Regions from separate parts of the Homo sapiens genome. Here regions 2 and 3 are each linked to region 1. The links are chromatin contacts, found by Hi-C or POLR2A ChIA-PET in ENCODE. All regions are on one chromosome and are shown on one strand. The core of a region is the stretch at or near the end of the contact, and the rest is flanking DNA. Distances in the headings are between cores, read along the strand shown. Region 1 has its middle 21 kb from the start of SGPP1. Region 2 has its middle 22 kb from the start of GPHB5. Region 3 overlaps PPP2R5E (protein phosphatase 2 regulatory subunit B'epsilon).

Region 1 (2,589 bases), core at 36-2,535:
AAAAGAAAATTAGCCAGGCATGGTGGCACATACCTATAGTCCCAGCTACTCAGGAGGATCACTTGAGTCCAGGTGGTTGAGGCAGCAGTGAGCTGTAACGGTGCCATTGTACTCCAGCCTGGGCAACAGAGCAAGACCCTCCCTCAAAAAAACAAACAAAAAAATAAGTAAAAAATACAAAAAAATTAAAAATGTTCTTACTAAAAGATATTAAAGGGCCAGGCATGGTGGCTTATGCCTGTAATCCCAGCACTTTAGGAGGCTGAGGTGGGCAGATCACCTGATGTCAGGAGTTGGAGAACAGCCTGACCAATATGGAGAAACCTCATCTCTACTAAAAATACAAAATTAGCCAGGCGTGGTGGCGGGCACCTGTAATCCCAGCTACTCAGGAGGCTGAGGCAGGAGAACTGCTTGAACCCGGGAGGTGGAGGTGGCAGTGAGCCATGATAGAGATCATGCCATTGCACTCCAGCCTGGGCAACAAGAGCGAAACTCCGTCTCAAAAAAAAAAAAAAAAAAAAAAAGATATTAAACAAAATTTTGTTTTAAAAATCCAGGTGAGGTTTCTTACTAAAAGTTATTCAATAAAATAAATAAAATTAGCCATGTGTGGTGGTGAAGTGGCATCCTTATCTGGGGCAAATACCCGCTGTTACTCGTCTTGCGTCAAGAAGATTAAGGACATGAACACACACAAGGAGTTTAGGAGCAGAGGTTTAATAGGCAAAGAAAGGCCGGGAGCAGTGGCTCACGCCTGTAATCCCAGCACTTTGGGAGGCCGAGGTGTGGATCACGAGGTCGGGAGATCGAGACCATCCTGGCTAACATGGTGAAACCCCGTCTCTACTAAAAATACAAAATTTTAGCCGGGCGTGGTGGCAGGCGCCTGTAGTCCCAGCTACTCCGGAGGCTGAGGCAGGAGAATGGCCTGAACCCGGGAGGCGGAGCTTGCAGTGAGCCGAGATCGCACCACTGCCCTCCAGCCTGGGCGGCAGAGCGAGACTCCGTCTCAAAAATAAAAATAAATAAATAAATAAATAGATAAAGAAAGAGAAAGGAGAACAGCTCTGTCTCTTGCAAGAGACAGGAGCCCCCGAATGGGAATTCTGGGCTGGAATGGGAGTGCACCGGATTTTATAGGCAGGCTGAAGGAGGCAGTGTCCGATTTACATAACCACAGATTGGTTATACCAGGTGTGATGTTTACATAGAGCATGGGGAAGGCTGGCCAATGCACCCTAATCTTATTATGCAAATGGACTTTCCACTTGGCCGGCGCCGTGTTGTCCGCTCCTTGCTGCACACGTGACTGGCAAAGAGAAGGGAACATGGAGCCACTGTTCTGAACATGCCTAGTCCCCGGTAGCCTTTTCCTATTGGCACAGCTGCTGGCATTCACCTGTGCAAGCTTCTAGCTTGCTTGTCTATGTCTGCAGCTCAATTTTACAGGCTGCTGTTTGTTAGAAAAGAAAATTATTTTGGGGCTGCCTTTTTTTTTTTTTTTTTTTTTTTTGAGATGGAGTTTTGCCCTTATTGCCTGGGCTGGAGTGCAGTGGTGCAATCTCGTCTCACTTCAACCTCAGCCTCCCGGGTTCAAGCGATTCTCCTACCTCAGCCTCCGGAGTAGCTGGGATTACAGGCATGTGCCACCAAGCCTGGCCAAGTTTTTGTATTTTTAGTAGAGACGGGTTTTCTCCACATTGGTCAGGCTGGTCTCAAACCCCCGACCTCAGATGATCCGCCCGCCTCGGCCTCCCAGAGTGCTGGGATTACAAGTGTGAGCCACCGCGCCCGGCAGGGCTGCTTTTCATTAAAAGGAAAACCTTACGGAGGACTTCCTTACCCCCATTATCTGCCTAAATAATTCCTTTTTAACTCCTGCATCAGTGGTGCACACCTGTGGTTCCAATTACTTGGGAGGCTGAGGTAGGAGGATTACTTGGGCCCAAGAGCTCATGGCTGCAGCTGAGACTCTGTCTCAAAAAAAAAAAAAAAACAAAAAAAAGAAGAAGAAGAAAAAAATAACATCTTTTTCTAGTCTTAAGTTGAGAAACCTCTAAGGTTGCTTCCCCTTGTTATCCTAAGTTAGTAACATTAAAACTACAGTTTTCAAACTGCTGATTTGAAGCATATCTTCCGTTTGCATAACCTAAGTTCTTCTACTTGCGGTATACTTTTCAGCAACAATTTTAGCATATGGCAACCACTTCTGTTCCATAAACGTAAAAATACTAGAGTCCTTGTCCTATCACTGAATGTGGGTGTGTCAGAGTGAATGATGACACCTGGGTGTTGAAATGAAACTCAAATAGTGTTGCCATTGACACCCAAAGAATACTAACACTTTTATTCCTTAATGGGAATCTGAGTAGAAAATAATGCCATTTTATTTGATAATGTTGAACTTAACCTGAAGGTTAGGAAATCCCTTCATCTTTTTGTGTTCTAAAAAAATAGCTACTCCCCCATATGAGTTAGATAAGACTCAGGGATGCCTACCTTGTTTAGCTATGACAGTGCCAGACACAGGCTGTCCAAATCTCCATTCCTCTCCTCACAAATAACTAGCTGAAATGTTTTGTCCTC
Region 2 (2,589 bases), core at 28-2,527, 450 kb after region 1:
TGTGAGCAACTCAAATATTAGCCTAAGGAACACTCAAAAGGTAGCATCTGAGAGACAGGCTAAGTTGATGGTTCTTCATTAGGCAGCTATGTGTTTGGATATAAAGACTGATGATGAACTTGGTTGTCTCCGAGACCAGTACTTCCCCTATTTCACTGTGTATACAAATCACTTGGGGGTCCTGTTAAAAATGCAGATTCTGATTCAGTAGGTCTGGGCTGGGCCTGAAATTCCACAGTCCTTGGTAGCTCCCAGGTAATGCTGACGCTGCTGGTTCCCAGGCCACATCTTGAGTCACAAGGGGCTGGACAATTTCTTGTTCTAACAAAGGCCTGGAGAAGGCAATTTTCTGGAATGGCAGATGGAGACACCCTCAGATTTCCCAGAAATATGAACAGAAAAAAGACGATTTAATGACTTAAAAGTCAGAACATGGCACAAAATAAATTGTAATGTTAAAAAATGCATAGAATAGGCTGGGTGCAGTGGCTCACGCCTGTAATCCCAGCATTTTGGGAGGCCAAGGCGGGCGGATCACAAGGTCAGGAAGATTGAGAACATCCTGGCTAATACGGTGAAACCCCGTCTCTACTAAAAATACAAAAAAAAATTAGCTGGGCGTGGTGGCGGGAACCTGTAGTCCCAGCTACTTGGGAGACTGAGGCAGAATGGCGTGAACCTGGGAGGGGAGCTTGCAGTGAGCTGAGATCGTGCCACTGCACTCCAGCCTGGGCGACAGAGCGAGACTCCGTCTCAAAAAAAAAAAAGCATAAAATAATATTCCAATAATTATGACACAGGCACACAGAATCACCATTACATAAGATGCAGATTGTAAGAACGCCATCCCGTGAGCAGGTCAGCCTGCTTCCCTTGACGATCATTTCCTCTGCAGAGATTACATTAGGAGGAACATGAACTGTTGCAATTGGGATAAAATTCTGCTGAGATGTACTTAAACAGTAATTACTGTTTACTCAGAGCAGAAAACAATTTAAACCAGGTGATGAGAAGGATGTAGAATTCATTAGTTTTCTTGCCCACAGCTCCTCTAGGAGAAAAGAATCTGATTGCTTGAAAAAAAATTGATTTAAAAAATGGCAAATGGAGGTAATTTTAGATATGTATTCACAAAGCTGCCCCAAACATACTGCCCTATTCAGAAGTTGTTTCTATTTTTTTTCCCCCAAAGAACTAACATAAGCTCAAAAGATTGAGACAGACTTGCACAGAATCACTGGGAGGCTAAGTGTGCTGAGGTTGCTTCAAGGCATGACTCAGGTGTGGGCCCTGGAGACCCTCTCCTTGTAGAGCCTCACACATCATTTCCCCTGTAACACTGATCAGATTCTGTTTGGCAAAGATCACAGCATATACTGGGAGGCTTGGAGGACATGGCTAAAAATACAGCAAAATTACTCCAGTTATAGTATCATGGAACTTCTGAGTCACTGCAGAACTCATAGAACAAAATGAAATGATCAAAGTAGAACATATTTAAAACACACGCACACACTGAAGCAACCCTAGTTTTTTGACATAATATCCTCTAAGGACAAAAACATAGATTGTGACCAAGACTAATGGTGCAGATTTTACTCTAATTTCCGGTAGTGGAATTTCAAAGCCAAGAACTATTGTTGAACTTGAATCTCACCATTTCACAGAGCAGCCAATCCCGCTTTGACTCATTCGTCCCCTAACAGAAAGAGATCTTCAAAATAGCACGGCGGAGCTTCTGATGGCTGAAGTGCTGCTGAGTAGAACTTGTGCTTTAATTTCCTTTCTGGTCTTTGTTGACCGTTGTGGCACTGTGAACTGTTGCTTTATCTCGTATTTTTTTTTCTGTTATTGTAGTTGTACATTTTAAATACAATCTTTCTATTGAGAAATATCACACTGACGGTGAATAAATATTATTCATGCAAGTAACTATCCTTCCAGCTATCCCCAAATCATCCTTTTCATGTTCCTGCTCAATGAAACTTTCAAAATCATTTATTCACTCATATTTCTTGGCAAGTTTTCCTTGATTGCCTGCTGTGTAGAAGCAGAGAAAGTGACAGGGTGATGTCCTCCATTGCTATTAAAGCCCCAAAGGGCTTTGCCCAGGGTTCCGCTTGTTTTTTAGTGAACTGTGAGGTGGAATTACCCAGGATTATCACATGGTTAGCCCTGTTGACTGACTCTGCCTAGATACCCAGAACCCTGGAGTGTTCTTCACGCTAACAGTCCTTTCTTCCTGTGCTTCTAGAGACCAGGCAGAAGTTACCAACTTCCCGGAATAATTGTCAGCTGTGCGTTTTGGTTGTTTGGGTTTAGCTTCCTCTCCGTTCTCTAAATATTTTCTTTTTCAAAGTGCCTCACTTCCTTTGTTAGAAACTAAGTTTCCCTGACCTTCTCTTTTCCTTTCTGTTTCTAATGGTCCTTGAAATGAAAATAGTTCGTTGAGTTTCCTTATGTGTACTTGGGCAGCCTACTCAATGACTCCTGGGAGAATAATAGCTGGTGACCTGTGGCGCTCTCCGTTGAGAGAGAATGCGCAGTTTGCATTTTGGCAGCTAAACATAGGGATGGATTTAAAAACGA
Region 3 (2,589 bases), core at 47-2,546, 370 kb after region 1:
ACCTCAGCCTCCCAAGTAGGTGGGACTATAGGCACATGCCACCAATCCCGGCTAATTTTTGTGTTTTTGTAGAGGCGAGGTCTCCCCATGTTGCCCAGGCTGGTCTCAGACTCTTGGGCTCAAGTGATCTGCCTGCCTTGGCCTCCCAAAGTGCTGGGATTACAGGTGTGAGCCACCGTGCCTGGCCCACTTTGGAATTTTCCAAGAGATTAAAAATCCACAAACATTTAAAATGTGGGCCAGGCACGGTGGTTCACGCCTGTAATCCCAACACTTTTGGGAGGCTGAGGTGGGCGGATCACGAGGTCAGGAGATCGAGACCATCCTGGCCAATGTGGTGAAACCCCGCCTCTACTAAAAATACAAACATTAGCTAGGCATAGTGGCATGTGCCTGTAATCCCAGTTACTCGGGAGGCTGAGGCAGGAGAATCGCTTGAACCCGAGAGGCGGAGGTTGCAGAGAGCCGAGATCGCGCCACTAGCGAGACTCCCATCTCAAAAAATATATATATATTAAAATGTGATTAATATTTAATTTTACCTCTAATTGAATGATTTACAAATAGCCTTTTGAAATACTTTTGTTTGGAAAGATTTATAATTTTGTTTTATCTTTGTCTTTTTCTCTCTCTTAACATTTTATTTTTCTTTTCCCAAAGGTGGCAGAAAGAGCACTCTATTATTGGAATAATGAATACATCATGAGTTTGATAGAAGAAAACTCTAACGTCATCCTTCCCATCATGTTTTCCAGCCTTTATAGGATTTCAAAAGAACATTGGAATCCGTAGGTTTTCAGTTTCTTTCCTCCGTTCTCTTCCTCCCTTCCTCTCTTTCTTTCCCTTCAGCCTTATTATGTGCCAGATGCTGTCCTTGTTGCTGAAGACGTATGTGAAAAGATAAAATCCTTACCTTCTGGGGATTCACTGACTGGAGAAAATAAACAGATACTTTAACAAAATACCGGTTAAAGTATCTGTTTACTAGACAGGCTTCTTGATCTGTCTATGAAGGTAGCAGATCTTTTGGGGAGGCACTGCAGCTGAGAGGAGAGGTGTGTAGATACTGACAGCATGGCCATGCTTAGACTGAATCTGAAAGGAATTTGGCAGGTGGATGGCATGGGGAGAGCCCTTTCAGACAGTGGGTCCATCCATCATGTTAAAAGGCACAAAGATGTAAAAAGCAGCTGTCAGTTTCTGAGACCTGTGAGTTTGGGAGGGCTGAGGCACAAGGTCTTTTGGGGAGGGTGCTAGAGGATGTGGCTAGAAAAGACTGTGGGACTCGTGTGAGCCTTCACCAAGTAGATGATGAGGAAGTACTGAAGGGTTGTTAAGTGGGGAAGTGGTCTGACTAGGTTTTCATTTTAGTGTGATCTATTTAACAGCCAACTCAGTCGCTATATGTATCTCTTGGAAAGGAAGGAGTTTAAAATCATCAAGGGAAGTTTAACATCCAGCCCTATGAAAGTTAAAGCATTCTGAATTTGAATGCCTTTACATTTTTCTCTGTGGAATAGAAGGAAAATTTAATGTGGTATTTAAAAATTGGGAGATACAATTCAGTATATTCATAATATGTTTATCTTTAAAAATTTTGCATGTAATTATAAAATATCACATTTCTAATTTTTCAAATTTGCCTAATTATATTAATAGAACTTGTAAAAATAAGGAGCTGATAAACAGTTAAGTCCCTTTATACAGATAGTCTCTTGAGGACCTAGAGAACGGTTCTAGCAAGTGTCTGTAACTACTCAGTATACTACATTTGGTGCTTTCCCATCACTGCCCTTGGGAGGAAGGTCATTCTGGAACCTTAACAGAAAAGAACTTAAATTTTCCTTTTAATGGCACAAGGCAGAAGCTACACAGCAAGTGTACTTTCTTGTAAATGTTTTGGAAACATCAGACTCATGGTTTATTTAATATATGGCTAATTTTTACCAATGCATTTTTCAGTGGTATTAGGAGCATGTTTGTTGCAAAACGGAAGCAACGGATATTTTTGCAAAAGGAAAAGCTATTTAGACTCTAGTCTGAAGCTATCAAGCCCATCATAACCTTGTCCTCACATTGCCCAAGAGCTAATTCTTGTTAAGTATGGGCTACCATTTTGGCTGTTTAGCTGTATAGTGTCCCATAGCTAATAGCAACCATCCCAGCTTGCCAGTTATCAGCATATATTTTGGGTCAGCAGGACTGGTGCAGATCAGAGCTAGACAGATAATTCATATTGAACCACCCAACCTACATGAGGGCTTGATTTCATTTCTTTGGATAAGAATAATTTATATATATACACATATATATATAACATTTGTTTCTAGGGAAGTAGCTTCTGATTTTGATGAATTATGTGTTATTTAGAAAATAGAATTCTATGCAAATTCAGATGTCTAAGGTTAGTGCTATCACAGATCCTTATTTTAGGGTGAAATTGCTTTACTATTATACTTGCCTTTTTATTAAATGAAATTATCAAATGCCCACAGGCAGCTCTATTCTGGGTGCCAATAATTAGAAGGGCAGGCCAGGTGTGGTGGCTCACGCCTATAATCCCAGCACTTTGGGAGGCCGAGGCAGGCA

The links. Hi-C counts contacts between places; a loop is a spot of excess contacts on that map. ChIA-PET counts read pairs that join two places held with the same protein, here RNA polymerase II (POLR2A). Pooled maps may share reads with other maps.
Region 2: a pooled map shows a loop between it and region 1 (2.3-fold over the local background). The contact joins two enhancer-like sites. A Hi-C loop is called at or near these places in 2 of 50 pooled maps. POLR2A ChIA-PET finds 5 or more read pairs at or near these places in 3 of 52 experiments (A673, Panc1 and activated T-cell).
Region 3: a pooled map of psoas muscle shows a loop between it and region 1 (2.5-fold over the local background). The contact joins two enhancer-like sites. A Hi-C loop is called at or near these places in 5 of 50 pooled maps. POLR2A ChIA-PET finds 5 or more read pairs at or near these places in 2 of 52 experiments (activated B cell and activated naive CD8-positive, alpha-beta T cell).

Annotation. Positions count from the first base shown.
Region 1 is chr14:63,747,672-63,750,260 of GRCh38, reverse strand. No RefSeq gene overlaps it. Among named protein-coding and RNA genes, the nearest start is that of SGPP1, 21 kb to the right of the region's middle. Within about 2 kb of position 1,285, at least 6 of the 41 ENCODE cell types and tissues checked have a DNase peak (open chromatin) inside an H3K27ac peak, as active enhancers do.
Region 2 is chr14:63,295,228-63,297,816 of GRCh38, reverse strand. No RefSeq gene overlaps it. Among named protein-coding and RNA genes, the nearest start is that of GPHB5, 22 kb to the left of the region's middle. Within about 2 kb of position 1,277, at least 2 of the 41 ENCODE cell types and tissues checked have a DNase peak (open chromatin) inside an H3K27ac peak, as active enhancers do.
Region 3 is chr14:63,382,643-63,385,231 of GRCh38, reverse strand. It overlaps PPP2R5E (protein phosphatase 2 regulatory subunit B'epsilon), which reads left to right. Exons shown (of 14, transcript NM_006246.5): 12 at 661-788. Among named protein-coding and RNA genes, the nearest start is that of GPHB5, 65 kb to the right of the region's middle. Within about 2 kb of position 1,296, at least 3 of the 41 ENCODE cell types and tissues checked have a DNase peak (open chromatin) inside an H3K27ac peak, as active enhancers do.